Linked DNA regions of Homo sapiens: region 1 is linked to region 2. Evidence: chromatin contacts called from ENCODE POLR2A ChIA-PET data. All regions are on one chromosome and are shown on one strand. Each heading gives the region's core, a stretch centred on a gene start or an enhancer-like site at or near the end of the contact. The rest is flanking DNA. Distances are from core to core; before and after follow the strand shown. Region 1 holds the start of H2BC3 (H2B clustered histone 3). Region 2 has its middle 8.7 kb from the start of MIR4645.

Region 1 (5,067 bases), core at 1,302-3,801, about 23 Mb before region 2:
TCCACCTCCAGCAGCCCAAAACCAATACTGAATTTTGGGGTCAGCTATTGTTTTTGTGGACTTAGGTAACTACACACACATTGTCTTTATGATAGCTTTAATAATACTGCCATCAGAACTAAAATTGTCACGTGGATTAAAAGGAGTGACGGTGGTGTCCCCAGGAGCCTTTCAATATGTAAGTATTTACACATATACATGCTAAAAAGACCCCTAGGAATTTTTTAACAAGGGCAAAACAGTAACTCAGCTTGTTTTCTCGCAGTAAAACCGGTTGAAAAGGCCTGATAGACTTGTCTGCAGTTACAAAACTTGTGTGTAGTTATCACCTTTATATCTCCTGGAAACTAACATAGACAACCGAATGGGTTACAACTGTTTTTAAGTGAAATTGTGAGTGGCTCTGAAAAGAGCCTTTTCAATGAGGAAGAAACGGGCAGACTTATGCCCTTTCCCCACGGATGCGACGTGCCAGCTGGATATCTTTGGGCATGATGGTGACGCGTTTAGCGTGAATAGCGCACAGATTGGTGTCTTCGAAGAGTCCCACCAGGTAGGCCTCACAAGCCTCCTGCAGCGCCATCACCGCAGAGCTCTGGAAACGCAGGTCGGTTTTGAAGTCCTGGGCGATTTCTCGCACCAGGCGCTGGAACGGCAGCTTCCGGATCAGCAGCTCGGTGGACTTCTGGTAGCGACGGATTTCGCGCAAGGCCACGGTGCCCGGGCGGTAGCGATGAGGTTTCTTCACGCCACCGGTGGCCGGAGCGCTCTTACGGGCTGCTTTAGTAGCAAGCTGCTTGCGCGGAGCTTTGCCGCCGGTAGACTTGCGAGCTGTTTGCTTCGTACGAGCCATTTGCAATGAGAGCACACACAAAAGTGTAGTGAACTGAGAGCAAGTGGCCTTTAAATATAGTGAGAAACATTCTGATTGGTCCTGTAATATTTCAAAAGTCCCGCGCGATAAAATCATTGGCTGAAGAGTGACCAGACTGATTGGTTCATTACTAGACAATCTTATTGGATGAGTTGCCCCACCGCCCATCCTGTCCTTTTCGTTTCAGTTATCTGCAGCGACAAATTGTCTAAAATTCTAGTTCATCCAGTCCCAAAGAACAGAGTGTATAACAAGGTATCTAAGGATTTTTAAAATGTAAATTCCGATTCAGTAAGTTTGAGTGGGACTTGAAATTCTGCATTCCTGACAGTCTCGCAAGTTATCAATGCTGGTGAACACTCACTAAACCACCAGAAACGTTCAGACTCATGTCGGGAAATAACGCTTATATTCAGAGAATGAGATTCCATGCTATTTTGTTACTGGCGAACAGCAAGTTTCCTTGCCCTTTGTTTTCTAAGTCCAAGTCACATTCCCACCCTGCCTGTTCTCAAAATGTCTTATTTTGGTTGGCCTTAAGTTTCACTTTGTATACTCTAAAATGTACTTTCTAAAGGAAGGTGTTATTTTCTCGAAACTTAACTTTTTAACACCATTAGGCTAGGGGGGCGGTGGCTCACGCCTGTAATCCCAGCATTTTGGGAGGGCGAGATGGGACGATCACTAGAGGCCAGGAGTTCAAGACAACCCTGGCTAAAATGGTGAAACCCCGTCTCGCATAAAAATACAAAAACTAGCTGGGCGCGGTAGCAGACGCCTGTAATCCCAAGTACACAGGAGGCTGAGGCATGAGAACCGCGTGAAGCGGCGGGGTGGAGGTTGCAGTAAGCCGATATCGCGCCGCTGCACTCCAGCCTGGGTGACAGAACTAGACTGTCTCAAAACAAACCAATCCAAACGAAAAGCAAAAAATACCCTAACAGAAGCAAGTTATCATCCTTTCTTGTGTAACTATGGACGGCTCTGAAAAATGCCGTTTCAAGTGTAAGCTACGTTTTCTGATTTGAGTGTTTACTTGACCTTGGCCTTATCGTGGCTCTGTTATTTTGGCAACAGGACGGCCTGAATATTGGACAGGACGCCTCCCTGAGCAATAGTGACGTTGCCCAGCTGCTTGTTGACCTCCTCGTCGTTTCGGATGGCCAGCTGCAGGTGGCGGGGGATGATGCTGCGGGTCTTGTCACGTATGGCGCTGCCCACCAGTTCTAAGATCTCGGCGGCCAGGTATTGTAAGTACACTGGCGCACCGGCTCCGACCGGCTCAAAATAATTGCCCTTTCGAAAAAGATGACGGACTCTGCCCTATTGGGAACTGCAAGCCCGGTAGCGACGAACAAGTTTTTGCTTTAGCTCCATTTTCCACGTCCGCAAATAGCGACCTATGAAAGCAGCGGAAAACTGTGAAAGACAAGCAAGCTGGAATGGCGCCTGAACAAATCCTTTTATACAAACTGCAAGGCTGCAATAGGAAGCTATCCTATTGGTCAATTATGTTTGGTGCTTTATCCAATAGAAAAAGATAACATAAATTCCATATTTGCATAAACCCCACCCCTCAGTGAAACCGTGTTTCTTTTGTCCAATCAGAAGTGAGGAATCTTAAACCGTCATTTGAATCTCAGGACTATAAATACATGGGCTCTGAACTGTTCTCTGTACTACTCTGTAGTGGAGAGTGTTAGTAGCTTTTCTATTCTGTTTAGGAATAGCAATGCCTGAACCCTCTAAGTCTGCTCCAGCCCCTAAAAAGGGTTCTAAGAAGGCTATCACTAAGGCGCAGAAGAAGGATGGTAAGAAGCGTAAGCGCAGCCGCAAGGAGAGCTATTCTATCTATGTGTACAAGGTTCTGAAGCAGGTCCACCCCGACACCGGCATCTCATCCAAGGCCATGGGGATCATGAATTCCTTCGTCAACGACATCTTCGAGCGCATCGCGGGCGAGGCTTCTCGCCTGGCTCACTACAATAAGCGCTCGACCATCACCTCCAGGGAGATTCAGACGGCTGTGCGCCTGCTGCTGCCTGGGGAGCTGGCTAAGCATGCTGTGTCCGAGGGCACTAAGGCAGTTACCAAGTACACTAGCTCTAAATAAGTGCTTATGTAAGCACTTCCAAACCCAAAGGCTCTTTTCAGAGCCACCTACTTTGTCACAAGGAGAGCTATAACCACAATTTCTTAAGGTGGTGCTGCTGCTATTCTGTTTCAGTTCTAGAGGATCAACTGGAATGTTAGCGAAGACAAGTTTTAGAGCCAAGGTTAACTTGGACGGGGCCGTGCGCGGTGCCTCTTGCCTTTAATCCCGGCAATTTGGGAGGCCGAGGCGGGCGGATCACGAGGTCAGGAGATGGAGACCATCCTGCTTAACACGATGAAACCCCGTCTCTACTAAAAATACAAAATAATTAGCTGGGCGTGATGGTGGGCGCCTGTAGTCCCAGCTACTCGGGAGGCTGAGGCAGGAGAATGGCGTGAACGCGGGAGGCGGAGCTTGCAGTGAGCCGAGATCGCGCCATGGCACTCCAGCCTGGGTGACAGAGCGAGACTCCGTCTCAAAAAAAAAAAAAAAAAAAAATTAAAAAAATATGAAGTTTTGAAGCAGAAATTATTTTGTCGTATGTTCTTTCATAAATTTTTTGCCTGCCTGCCTTCTTCCTTTGTTACAGAACTCCAACACTTACCCAAAGGTAGCTGTTGGGTCAGGGTTTCTGTACTATAGTCCCTTCTGTGGTGGCCAGAAATATGTTACAGGAAAGAGGTCCCCATCCAGACCCCAAGAGAGGGTTCTTGGATCCCGCGCAAGAAAGAGTTCAGGGTGAGTCCGCAGTGCAAAGTAAATGCAAGTTTACTAAGAAAGTAAAGTGGTGAAACGACAACTACTCCATAGACGGAGCAGGACATTCCCGAAAGTAAGAGGAGGAAGGCATCCACCCTAGGTACAATACTTGTATATATGGGGAGATGTGCTCTGCTACAAGTTTGTGATAAAGGATTAATTTTCTTAGTTACTATATTTTGCAAGAATCAACATTATTATCTTTAAACAAAATTAAGAATGCCTTTGTTCTCCAGATATAGGGATATCTGGACACTCCTAAGTCTGAGTCTGTTTAGTAAACATTATTTATTTGTTCCCTTAACCGTAAACATCTAGAAGCTAGGAATGACTGACTTTCTGGGAATGCAGCCCAGAAAGTCTCAGCCTCATTTTCCTAGCCCTCACTCAAAATGGAGTTACTCTGGTTCAAGTAACTCTGACACTTTTCTTCTCTTTTTTTCTTCTTTTTTCCTTCCTTTATTTTTTATTTTTTATTTTTGAAATAAGAAATCAAGAATACTTGATGTTTCATCTAAAACAATACCCATAATTGATAAGCCAAAACAAAAACCTAGGTCTTCTAACTCAAAACTAGGATGTTTTGCTGTCTCTGCTGATACTCGGCTGATCGTTAATAGGTAATTAACAAACAAGCCTTGCTATGTCCCCCTCAGTTTATTACCATTAGATCATATGCCTACTGTCAATCATATTAATCCACAACTATGCATTTCACAAAACTTGCCATAAAAATTCACAGGTTTCCCGCTTCCCTCGAGTTTTCATTTCCGAAGGGTCCCATGTAATATAAAACTTATATTAAATACATTTGTATGCTTTTCTCTTGCTAATCTTTTTTTTTGTTTTTTGAGACTGAGCCTTGCTCTGTCACCCAGGCTGGAGTGCAATGGCGCGATCTCGGCTCACTGCAACCTCCGCTTCCCAGGTTCAAGCGATTCTACTGCCTCGCCCTCCCGAGTAGCTGGGACCACAGATACGTGCCACCATGCCCCGCTAATTTTTGTATTTTTAGTAGAGACAGGGTTTCACCGTGTTGGCCAGGATGTTCTCAATCTCCTTACCTCGTGATCCGCCCGCCTCGTCCTGCCAAAGTGCTCGGATTACAGACGTGAGCCACTGCACCCGACCAATCTGTCTTTTTGTAGAGGGGCCTCAAGCATGAACTTACTGATGGGTGAGAAAAACAGAATTTTCTTTTCCCCTACAATATAAACATTAATTGTAATGTTATCATTCAGGACATTTTGGTGACCAATCTTACAGAAATTTTATCTTGTGCAAGTCTATGCAAACCAATATGTAAATCTTCTATAAGTGAGATTGTATTTCACTTTTC
Region 2 (2,500 bases), core at 1-2,500:
GGAGTGATCCTGTATTCAGTGTGTCAAGTCCACCTCCCCTTGGGGAGCCTTAAGAAGCCTCAGCCTGGGGGGATCATGTATGGCCTTCCTCCTAGGAGATGTGTTTGGATGATTAAATCCACGAGTGTATCTCAGTCCTTGGTGCAATGCCTGGGGCCGGATAGGTCCAGCGAGGTTGGATGTCGGCATGTAATCCCAGATACCCCACCTTCCACAGCTGTGCATCAGTGTTTCAAAGGAAAGTGATCTACACAGTTTTATTAAATAAACAACAGCAGCAACTTGTGTGTGGGGTAGGGAGTCTTAAAATCAGCAAGGTAAGGATAGAACGATGTCTCCATGTCTATCTGTGCAGAAACTGTCTTGAAACACTAGGACACTGTCATGGGCTGGATTGGGTTGTTCTTCACTCCCCTCAATTCATATGTTAAATTCCTAACCTCCAGTATCTTGGAATGTGACTGTATTTGGAGACAGGGTTTTTACAGGGGTAATTAAGGCAAAATGAGGTCATTAGGTCACCCAATATGACTGGCGTCCTTATAAAAGGGTTAATTTGGACACGGACACATACAGAGGGAAAACACTAAAGAGCTATAGAGAGAGGAGGGCCATCTGCAAGTTAAGGAGGGAGGCCTGGAACATATTCTCCCTCTGAGTCCCAAGAAGGAACCCACCTTACTGACACCTTGATCTTAGACTTTCAGCCCTCAGAAATGAGACAATAAATACCTTTCTGTTGTTTAAGCTGCCCAGCCTAAAGTACTTTGTTATGTATGGCAGCCCTAGACAGTTAATACAAATATTAATATCAACAATTCGTCACAATGATTCCTTTTGGGTTTTTAAATGCAAATGAGTGCCTAAACACCAGAGATGATTTTCTCTTTAGCTGAATCATGTGAGTATTCTGAGTCAAGTTTATATTTTTAATAAGTTAAAACATTTTGCCTTCCCCTTTCCGTCATCTGGTTGTGGTCATCTGATTTGAATAACATCTGCTTTCTTTTAGAATGAGAACAAAGCCGTTACACTCATATATAAAATACCTTCTCACCACCTGTTTTGGGGGATTAATGGTAGTTTAAAAATTAAGTGCAACTCAAGTTGTGGCCAAGCAAGGCCGACTGACTTCCTGAGATGTTAGGATCCTGTTCTTGGGGCCACCTCATTTGTTTGCATGGCTCCAGGGGACACCTTTCACATTGGGTATGACTGGAGCATCATCCTTGAAGGTGGGTGACTCTGCAGCCCTGCCTACCCTCTGGTGACATCTGAAGTGTTGTTGACATCAGCTTTAATTCAGAGGAACTCTACACAAATGTCTTGGGTACTCCTGTGTGCTGAATACTGTGGGAAGACCATTCTTCAAGGACTTTATGATCCACTCCAAAGGTGGAAAGGCAAGCCCACCTTCAATATGACATAGAACATGGTAACAAAATAGATGTGTAAAGCACTTTTGCTACTTAGAAACACTTTAGATCCATTTGACTATTTGATTTTTTCTAGCTTTCTTGAGGTATAGTTGACAAACAAAAATTGTATACATTTGCAATGTACAATGTGATGTTTTGATATATGTCTTAGTCCATTTTGTGCTGCTATAACAGAATACCACAGACTAGGTAATTTATAAAGAACAGAAATTTATTTCCTCACAGTTCTGGAGGCAGGGAATCCAAGATTGAGGGTCTGGCATCTGGTGAAGGCCTTCTTGCTGCCTCGTCCCATGGTGGAAGGTGGAAGGCAAGAGAGGATGAGAGACAAAAGAAGGCCCAAATTGTCCTTTTATAAGGAATCCACTCCCCAGATAAATGCATTAATCCATTCATATGGGCAGAGCCCTCATGATCTGATCACCTCTTAAAGGTCTCACCTCTTAATACTGTTACAGTGGTAATTAAATTTCAACATGAGTTTGGGAGGGAACAAACATTTAAACCATAAATACAGATACATTGTGAAATGATCACCATAGTCAAGCAAATTAACATATCCTCCACATTTACTTATCATTTGTGTATGTGATGAGAACATTCAGGATCTACTCTTAGCACATCTCAAGCATACATTCTCATGAACTTTCATAGCCATGCTGTACCTTAGATTTCCAAAATGTGTTAACTTTGAGTACCTTAAACTTTTTGAGGTAGTCTGTCACGCAGGCTGAAATGCAGTGGTGTGATCTCAGCTCACTGCTACCTCCCCCACCTGTGTTCAACTTATCTTTCCACTTCAGCCACTCAAAGTACTGAGATTACAGGTGTGAGCCAGAATGCTCAACCCATAATTCAAACTTTATACCCTTTTGTGACCGGGAATTGGTGGGGTTTTGGTCTCACTGACTTCAAGAACAAAACCGCAGACCCTCATGATGTGTTATAGCACTTAAGGTGGCACATCTGGAGTCTGTCCTTTATTGATGTTCAGATGTATTTGGAGTTTTTTTTTTCTGGTGGGTTCACGGTCTTGCTGGCTCAGGAGGCAAGCTGCAGAC

What was found. ChIA-PET counts read pairs that join two places held with the same protein, here RNA polymerase II (POLR2A).
Region 1: POLR2A ChIA-PET joins it to region 2 with 24 read pairs in activated CD4-positive, alpha-beta T cell. The contact joins the promoter of H2BC3 here to the enhancer-like site in region 2. POLR2A ChIA-PET finds 5 or more read pairs at or near these places in 3 of 52 experiments (activated CD4-positive, alpha-beta T cell and activated naive CD4-positive, alpha-beta T cell).

Annotation. Positions count from the first base shown.
Region 1 is chr6:26,041,197-26,046,263 of GRCh38, reverse strand. H2BC3 (H2B clustered histone 3) reads left to right here and starts at 2,551. Exons shown (of 1, transcript NM_021062.3): 1 at 2,551-3,037. The coding sequence starts at 2,607. The coding sequence ends at 2,987. H3C3 (H3 clustered histone 3) reads right to left here and starts at 880. Exons shown (of 1, transcript NM_003531.3): 1 at 395-880. The coding sequence starts at 853. The coding sequence ends at 443. It also overlaps the pseudogene H2AC5P. RefSeq lists enhancers at 518-837, 2,068-2,307.
Region 2 is chr6:2,861,546-2,864,045 of GRCh38, reverse strand. It overlaps the pseudogene SERPINB9P1. Among named protein-coding and RNA genes, the nearest start is that of MIR4645, 8.7 kb to the right of the region's middle. RefSeq lists an enhancer at 1,012-1,341. Within about 2 kb of position 1,250, at least 8 of the 41 ENCODE cell types and tissues checked have a DNase peak (open chromatin) inside an H3K27ac peak, as active enhancers do.